Regions from separate parts of the Homo sapiens genome. Here region 2 is linked to region 1. Evidence: chromatin loops called from intact Hi-C (ENCODE). Cell type or tissue: endothelial cell of umbilical vein. All regions are shown on one strand. Links, peaks and the distances in the headings refer to the core of each region. The heading gives the core; the rest is flanking DNA.

Region 1 (4,395 bases), core at 264-4,263:
GAGCGCCTCTGCCCCGCCGCCCCGTCTGGGATGTGAGGAGCGCCTCTGCCCGGCCGCAACCCCGTCTGGGAGGTGAGGAGCGTCTCTGCCCGGCCGCCCCGTCTGAGAAGTGAGGAGACCCTCTGCCTGGCAACCGCCCCGACTGAGAGGTGAGGAGCCCCTCCGCCCGGCAGCCGCCCTGTCTGAGAAGTGAGGAGCCCCGCCGTCCGGCAGCCACCCCGTCTGGGAAGTGAGGAGCATCTCCGCCCGGCAGCCACCCCGTCCGGGAGGGAGGTGGGGGTCAGCCCCCACCAGGCCAGCCGCCCCGTCCGGGAGGGAGGTGGGGGGGTCAGCCCCCCGCCCGGCCAGCCGCCCTGTCCGGGAGGCGAGGGGCACCTCTGCCCGGCCACCCCTACTGGGAACTGAGGAACCCCTCTGCCTGGCCGGCTGCCCCGTCTGGGAGGGAGGTGGGGGGGTCAGCCCCCCGCCCGGCCAGCTGCCCCGTCTGGGAGGTGAGGGGCGCCTCTGCCCGGCCGCCCCTACTGGGAAGTGAGGAGCCCCTCTGCCCGGCCAGCCGCCCAGTCCGGGAGGAGGTGGGGGCGGACAGCCCCCCGCCTGGCCAGCTGCCCCATCCGGGAGGTGAGGGGCGCTTCTGCCCGGCCGCCCCTACTGGGAAGTGAGGAGCCCCTCTGCCCGGCCACGACCCCATCTGGGAGGTGTACCCAACAGCTCATTGAGAACGGGCCATGATGACAATGGCGGTTTTGTGGAATAGAAAGGGGGGAAGGGTGGGGAAAAGATTGAGAAATCGGATGGTTGCCGTGTCTGTGCAGAGAGAAGTAGACATGGGAGACTTTTCATTTTGTTCTGTACTAAGAAAAATTCTTCTGCCTTGGGATCCTATTGATCTGTGACCTTACCCCCAACCCTGTGCTCTCTGAAACATGTGCTGTGTCCACTCAGGGTTAAATGGATTAAGGGCGGTGCAAGATGTGCTTTGTTAAACAGATGCTTGAAGGCAGCATGCTCGTTGAGAGTCATCACCACTCCCTAATCTTAAGTACCCAGGGACACAAACACTGCGGAAGGCCGCAGGGTCCTCTGCCTAGGAAAACCAGAGACCTTTGTTCACTTGTTTATCTGCTGACATTCCCTCCACTATTGTCCTATGACCCTGCCCAATCCCCCTCTGCGAGAAACACCCAAGAATGATCAATAAAAAAATAAATGAATAAATAAATAAATAAATAAATAAAAAAGAAATTCAACTATACACTTTGTCATTATCAATAACTGCATGGCCTCCAAAATCATCTCTCTCATCTGTACAGCTTACTACTCTAGGGACCACTTCAACAATTTTTCATTCCAACCAGAAATGCCAATCAATGTGTTCCTAACATTTTCCATTTTTTTCCTCTTTACTTTCTTACTTACCCTGGTTAGATTCTTTGGTCCATCACTGTTTTGCAAATACCTTCAATTTCTTTACCCTTCTCTCCTCCATTGTACTTATTCTAGAAGGCCCTCTATCTTGGATAATTTCTACTCTCCTCCTACTGTATGATTTTACCCAAGTAGCTGAAAATGGCTGAAAAAAATACACAGTCATTTAAAACTCATGATTACTGAACTTAAATAACTTGGAAATATCTGGCGATCCTAAACTATTTCCCTAGCTCATTTACTCTTTTCGTCTCCATACTGACCATTTCACATTTTCTCTTTTTCTTGTCAAATATCTAATATCTCCTCTACCTTCCTAACTCTCAGTGGATGACCCTACTTTGTATGTGATTTATTGTCTGTCTCCTCAAAACAGAATGCAAACATAACAAGGGGAGGTATTTTTGCCTTTATCTGCTTTTTATTACATTCCTGGTCATGGGCAGTACAGCTCCTGGGCTGTTTGATACTCAATAAACAGCTAATAAATGAATGAATCAGTTTAAATGTTAATCTATGTCACTGCTATGAAACAAGTATTCATACCAAAAGGCAATGATCTTACATTTTTGTTCACTTTGCTCTGTGCAAACGATACTACACATGTAAAAATACCAAGAACAAATTAAAGAATTCAAAACATTTAAAAAAAACCCAAAACATAGGAAATTCTTAGTCATAAGGGGATGGACTAGGAAGCAACAGGTCACTGCTTTGTTTCTCCTGCCGTAGAAAGTAAAAATTCAATACATAATTTGAGAAAATCTTATTTTTAAAAACATCTTTGGTTTATTTTACTTAGTTCTCTTTGCTTTTTCAGTTGGAGTTGGGAAAGTGAGCCAGGGAAGTGAGGCATTCTGAGGTGAAGAGGCTATTACAACTGCTTCTTACCTGGAAGCCTTATCCATTTCTGTGAGTGTACTTAGGTCAAGCCTGGCCTTTAAATTGAGAGATAACATGCTGGAAAGAAAAACCACTGAAGCTTCTGGAGGATGTGTGGGGATGGTGCAACAATTTGGAAATCTCAAAGTCCCTAAGCATATGGTGCTTTTATTCCCATGGTATATTTTAATTGATGTACTTGGGGGCTGCATGGGAAGTTAGGGAGCTTTGAAAAGTCAGACAGAAATCTCCGATAGTACAGAATTATTTCAGAGACAAAGAGCTGCTTGAGGAAGAGAATCTGCTTCAAATACATGGCCAGTCTCTTCATCAAGACACCAAATTTGGAAATGGTATAGGGCAGAAGGCTGAAGAACAGAATAAATCTCCCATAGTTTAGGAAGTGAAGGAGAAAGAGGCCCAACTAGGCTCTATCCAGCTCCCGATTCTGGGCATTTGAAATCAAAGGTAGGGTTGAGTCTAATTAAAAATGCAATTTAGGGGCAGGCACAGTGGCTCTTGCCTGTAATCCCAGCACTTAGGGAGGCTGAGACGGGCGGATCACGAGGTCAGGAGATCGAGACTATCCTGGCTTACATGGTGAAACCTTGTCTCTACTAAAAATACAAAAAATTAGCCAGGCATGGTGGCACGTGCCTGTAGTCCCAGTTACTCAGGAGGCTGAGGCAGGAGAATTGCTTGAACCTGGGAGGCGGAGGTTGCAGTGAACCGAGATCACACCACTGCACTCCAGCCTGGGCGACAGAGCGAGACTCTGTCTCCCAAAAAAAAAAAAAAAAAAAAAAAAAAAAAAAAAAAAAAAAAAAAAAAGCAATTTAGTCTTGTCCAAGCTCAATTCTTGATGGAATGAAAAGGGAGAAACCTCTCTGGGGCAAAAATAATATAAACTTCCTTCTCTGTGTTATTTTTATTCATGACATCTTTCACATGAGACATTTGGAAAAGCAGAAAAGCATGACAAATGAAAGAAAAAAACAGAAAGGCAGGCTCGCAGAAGATTCAGTTGTTGAAAGTAACAGATAAGGACCTCAAAATATTAAAATGTTAAAGAAAACAGAGAAAAAAATACATAAAAATATGGGGAAATTTCAACAGAAAACTGAAACTGAGAGAATCAAATGAATAATCCTTAACTAAAAAAGACAATATCTGAAATTAAGACTAATTAGATGGACTTAACAGCAAAATGGATAAAGCAGAAGCCAGAACTAGTGAACCTGAAGGCAGATCAATAGAAAATATCTTAATGAAGCACACAAAAAACAGAAAGAACGGAAGGAACAGAACAGAGCATAAAGGAAATGTGAGATACCATCTAACATATACACAATTACAGTCCCAGAAGGAGAGGAGAAAGTGCATGAGGCAAAATAATATCTACAGAGATTATGGCTTAGAATTTTGCAAAACTGATAAAAGACATCAAAGAAAATTGCAAAAGCTCAATGAATCTCAACCAGGATTTTCTGTTCACATAAAGAAAGCGACACGTACGTGAATCACAGTCCAACTATTTGAAATTGAAGTTAAGGACATAATACTGAAAGCAGCCAGAAGGGAAAACATACACATTACATTCAAGAGCTTAAGATTAACAGCTGGCTTCTCAAGAAATATTATGGAAGTTATTATAGAAAACAATGAAATAATACAGTAGAGCTCTGAAAGAAAAAGCTGCCAAGCTAGAATTCTAACCCAGCACAAGTATTCTTCAAAAATGAAGGTAAAAATAAAGACATTTTCAGATCAACAAAATCCTATCAAGAATTTGTCACAACACATTCACATTACAAGAAAACAATAAAGGAAGTTTTTTAGGCTAAAGAAAAATGATTCCAGATAGAAACATGGATCACTAGGGAGAAATAAAAAGCACCAAACGGGTAAATATATGGGTAAATAAAAAGATACTTAAAATTAATGAGTAAAGAAAACATAAAGCAACAATGGAGTAAAAGTGTATTAAAAGATTTATAACACAGATTAAAGTAAACTATGTAACAACAGTCATACAAGGAGTTGTCTAAAGGTTTCTACGTTGTTTGTGAAGTAGTAACATACAAATTA
Region 2 (4,395 bases), core at 94-4,093, 84 kb after region 1:
TGAACCCGGGAGACGGAGGTGTGGTGAGCCAAGATCACGCCACTGCACTTCAGCCCGGGCTGAAGTGAGTGAGACTCTGTCTCAAAAAAAAAAAGAAAAGAAAAAAAAGAAAATCTTGCCTGGATTGTCCTACCTGACCTCTCTACTACTTCTGCCCTCTCATCCCACAACCCATCCTCAACACTGAAGCCACAGTTGATCCTCTTGAAATGTAGCTCAGATCATGACACTCCTCTGCTCCACAGCTTCCAATGGTTTCCCATCTGTCTCCAAGTAAAAGTCAAAATCCTTACTATGCCTTATAGGGCCAACATGTTCTGGCCCTCCACCTTCCCTGACCTCGTGCTACTCTCCCCCTGGTTCACTATGCTCCAGCTATAATGATCACCACACTCAATCCCAACTAGCCTTTGCACTTGTTGATCCCTAGGCCTGGAATATTCTAGCCCCACGAAGCCACACAACTTTCTCTCTCACTCCTTCAATGAAATGTCACTTTACCCCTTGACATTTTCTAACCCATTTCTTTGCTTCCCTTTACCATTAGTTGTCATTATTTCATGAACTATGTATTCTATTTAAGTACTTTGTTCATTGTTTGCTTCATTCACTACAATATAAGCTAATGAGGGCAGGGATTTTTTTTTCCTATTTGTTCACTAGTACACACCTAGTAATTGGGAATCTATAGCTACTCAATAAACATTAGCTGAATTAATGATGAATGACTGGTAATCTATGTGGGTGTATATACATGCAAAGTTTACAGCATCAATATTCTCAGCTGCAAGTATACAACTAAACTGACACTAAAACTCAAAAATAAGGTATTATGACAAAAGAGATACAACTGTGTATTTTGTGATTTATTAAACATCTATCAGCTTATTCCAGCTCACTCTGCTCTCTTAACAGGCATCGAAGTCCTGACTTCACAACTTGGCCTTTAATATCTTTTGTCTGTTGCTGCTCATTACTTATTGTCTTTTTCACCTTTTAATTTCCCCTACATATCATCTACTATCATTTATGATTAATAATAATAACAAAAAATAACTCTTATTTATAAAAAGCTTATTCTGTGCCTAGCACTGGGCTAAGCATATTACATATATTACCCCTCATTTAATCCTTACACCAATCTAAAGCAGATTCTACAATCCCCACTTAAATTAGTAAACTAATGTTTGGAGAAGTTAATTAACTTACTCATAGTGACAAAATTAATAAGTAATAGAACCAGAATATGTACCTGGCTGTCTGATAAGAGAGCTAGTATACTTTACTACTCCAAGTACTGAATAGTTATATAAGTACTGAAGAGCTCTTCCCATTCATCATACCTATAATTCTGATACCTATTGACACATGTTAATGGTGATCATTACAAAATGTATAGAAATCACTGTATCTGCATTTTTAAAAACTGTTCTGTGAGCGACCAATTTGTGTTCAAAATATTTATTAAAAATGGGGGAGGGAACTAAATATTATCTTTAATAAGCAAACTAAAAACACTACAAAGAGTTTATTAAACCAGCTAGAGATATCCTTTCTATGGAGACACAATTTATATATTCAGTAGCAATAGTCAAAATACTTTAAAATTGGGACAGCATGGGCATCAACCAATCAGAACAAACACTGGCTATAAAATACAGTATGCCCACACCAGTTTGCCCCTACAGACTGAAGACTAGCACCATCAAAGGTGAATCATGCAATATAACTTCTTACTCTCCCATGAATGCCAGGAGGGCCAAAGTAAAAGATCTTTTAAAGAAGAATGAATGGCTAAAGGTAATTCTCCTTTCAGACCCTAGAACTGGATTATGCAGACACGTAAGGGCCTAGTTATAGTAATTAGAGGAAGCAAGCTAATTAAAAGCTTTTGACACCTGAAGCAGGGGTAGCAGGCCAAAGCAGCAAGCTTTCACAACAAGCTCTGAAGCCCAGAAGCCTTGAAGCTGCCGGAGCAAGGCTGGAGCAGGCAGAAGCGGTGAGCCACCAGGAAACTGTTGACAGGCAACACCCAGGGCGTAAGTTAAAGGTTTTCCTGAAAGCAAAAAGGAAAACCCAGCGTTAAGTTAAGCAGTAACTAACACAATTGAGTTGTAGAGAGAAGGTTCGTAACTCACTGAGCTGCTGAATTTCAATTATATCTTGCTCACTGTTTCCCATGATTTATGCATTTCTTATAAGAGTTACATAAATGATGCGTTTATTTTCATGTTTTTTTTTAAGAAAGAGCATAACTGATAGAAATGCTCCTATCAAATATTCATGCAGAGGTGAGCCTACCCACTGGGCCTATATATCTATTGACAAATTCCTGGTAGAAGACAAAACATCTTGGAGGAAATGATTATCTCTCTAGGGTCTCTTCATTTCTAAACCTACTAGTTCATAAACACTACAGGGTATGTAAGCCCAGCAGAGATATTTTCATCAGGAATGAATAAGCAGTAAAGCTCATAATCCAGCCAATACTACCTTTCTATACAAAATCAATTCTGTCTTGAAATAACAGAGTTAATTACCAGCAACCTGTTGCTTTTATTTTACATATTTTAATCAGTACACACATACAGCAAGAACACACCAAAAAAAAATTTAAAAAGACACCTCACACTAAATCTCAAATATTATCAGTCATGCGTCAAGTGCTCTGACTTGATCCTGGAGGTTTAAATGGCACTGACCTGTGACCAGGCAGGACTTGACAGACTGCTGGACTGCTCTCTGCTGCCACCAACTCCCCAGCCCTGTACCCCATTCTTTAATTCTTCCAAGTATCAGGACAGTAGAGCAAATTTGGCTGTCCTTAAGTAACTGCCTTACATATCCTAATGAGCAACTACAAGTAATTTTTCAAATCCCTTTTTTTCTTCAGTCTCTTTAATGAAAAAAAGTCATGTTATATATATATATATATATATATATATATACACACACACACACACATACATATATGGATATATATAAAATAAGGTTATATATAAGGAAATATATATTATGTAAGGAATAATATATATAAGAATATATATATACTTTGTCTTTTTATTATTGCTTTTTATTTCCATAGCTCAATCTCAGCTGAACCCTCAAATCTACCTGCAGTCCTAACATTAATTCTATCACTCTCAACAGAACTTTACTAATCTTCCAAAATGTCCTGTGCCACCCTGCCACCACAAACTATCCCATTCCTGTCCTATCTACTCTTCACCAGCAATTAATGACCTGGTTGCCTACTTTATAGATAACAGACCTTTTACATTCCCTCATGCCAACTCTAAATGTTTTTGCGCTTCATACCTCTTTTCCTTTTGAACCCTACCACTTTTCAGGGCTAACAGTATCATTTGACATCTTGATCCCAAACCCTCTCCTTCCTTCCCTTCCTGTCCTTATTCCATTAAAAATTTCTTTCCTGCTTTCAATCCCCCTTTCTCCTGGATATCAATTGAAAAACTTTTCCAAGACCATTCCCCATCCAAGAACAAAAATATGAACAAAAACGTCACCCCCATTTTACCTTTTCCTCAAGGAACTGATACCACATCCCTTTCCACAACACATTTCTCCAAAAAGCACATTTTGAAAGAGTAGTACATGCTTGCTTTTTCCACTTGCTCATCATTTGTTTGCTTCTCAACCTCTTTCAAACACCTATTTCAATCTAATTTCTATTTCACTCTACTAGACTGAAACTATTCTCTCAAAGTTCAATAACAACTGTCTAATTTCCAAATAAATTGTTCTCAATTCTCATCTGCTTTACCCTTTCTTCATTACTGGACACTGCTGACAATTAATATACTTCTCTAATCTTTCTTTTGCTGTAACCTGTTAAATATTGTTCCCCAAGGATCTCTACTCCACCTTTTTTACATCTCCTCTCCTTCCTGACTTATATTATCTATTCCAAAGCCTCAGTTAATACCAATATGCTGGCAACTCCTAAATCCCTATCTCTTACTATCTATACCCTTATTTGTAGTTGCCTACTGGTCATCTCTCTAGCATGTTCAGCAAATGTCTTAAATTTAAGAAGTCAACAATCTGTATACCAAACTCACTCAAGTTGCAAATCTCATCATCTATAAATTACATACCTTTAACTTATCACTAACATCCAAAGTTGACTTTTTTGAATGTTTCTCCCACCCACCCTCCCTTCCCACTACCCCTGGCCTAGTTCAAGACCTCATTATTTCAACAGAAAAATAATAGGCTTTTTTTTTTTTTTACCACATTACTATATGCTATACATTATGCTAACTGCTGAGAACACAAAGCTGAATAAAAAGTTTGTTGGGCTCAGAAAACAATACTCCAAAATGAAGGACTCAGCTGCATTAGACACAGAAGTTTTTCTTTGACCTTCTCCTG

What was found. A loop is a pair of places that touch in the nucleus more often than their neighbours do. Peaks named below come from ENCODE experiments on the same cell type or tissue, not always from the same donor. Only the 100,000 strongest peaks of a DNase experiment are listed, where the experiment ranks them.
Region 2: it touches region 1 in a loop (2.8-fold over the local background); 2 of 110 quality-filtered maps call a loop at or near these places.

What each region holds. Positions count from the first base shown.
Region 1 is chr1:227,132,765-227,137,159 of GRCh38, forward strand. All of the region lies in intron 10 of CDC42BPA (CDC42 binding protein kinase alpha), which reads right to left. Among named protein-coding and RNA genes, the nearest start is that of CDC42BPA, 180 kb to the right of the region's middle. In endothelial cell of umbilical vein, for the core only: no CTCF peak of the experiment used is centred there; DNase peaks (open chromatin) are centred at 2,277 and 3,777; H3K27ac peaks cover 2,374 bases.
Region 2 is chr1:227,217,365-227,221,759 of GRCh38, forward strand. The region is part of intron 2 of CDC42BPA (CDC42 binding protein kinase alpha); the gene reads right to left. Among named protein-coding and RNA genes, the nearest start is that of CDC42BPA, 99 kb to the right of the region's middle. In endothelial cell of umbilical vein, for the core only: no CTCF peak of the experiment used is centred there; no DNase peak of the experiment used is centred there.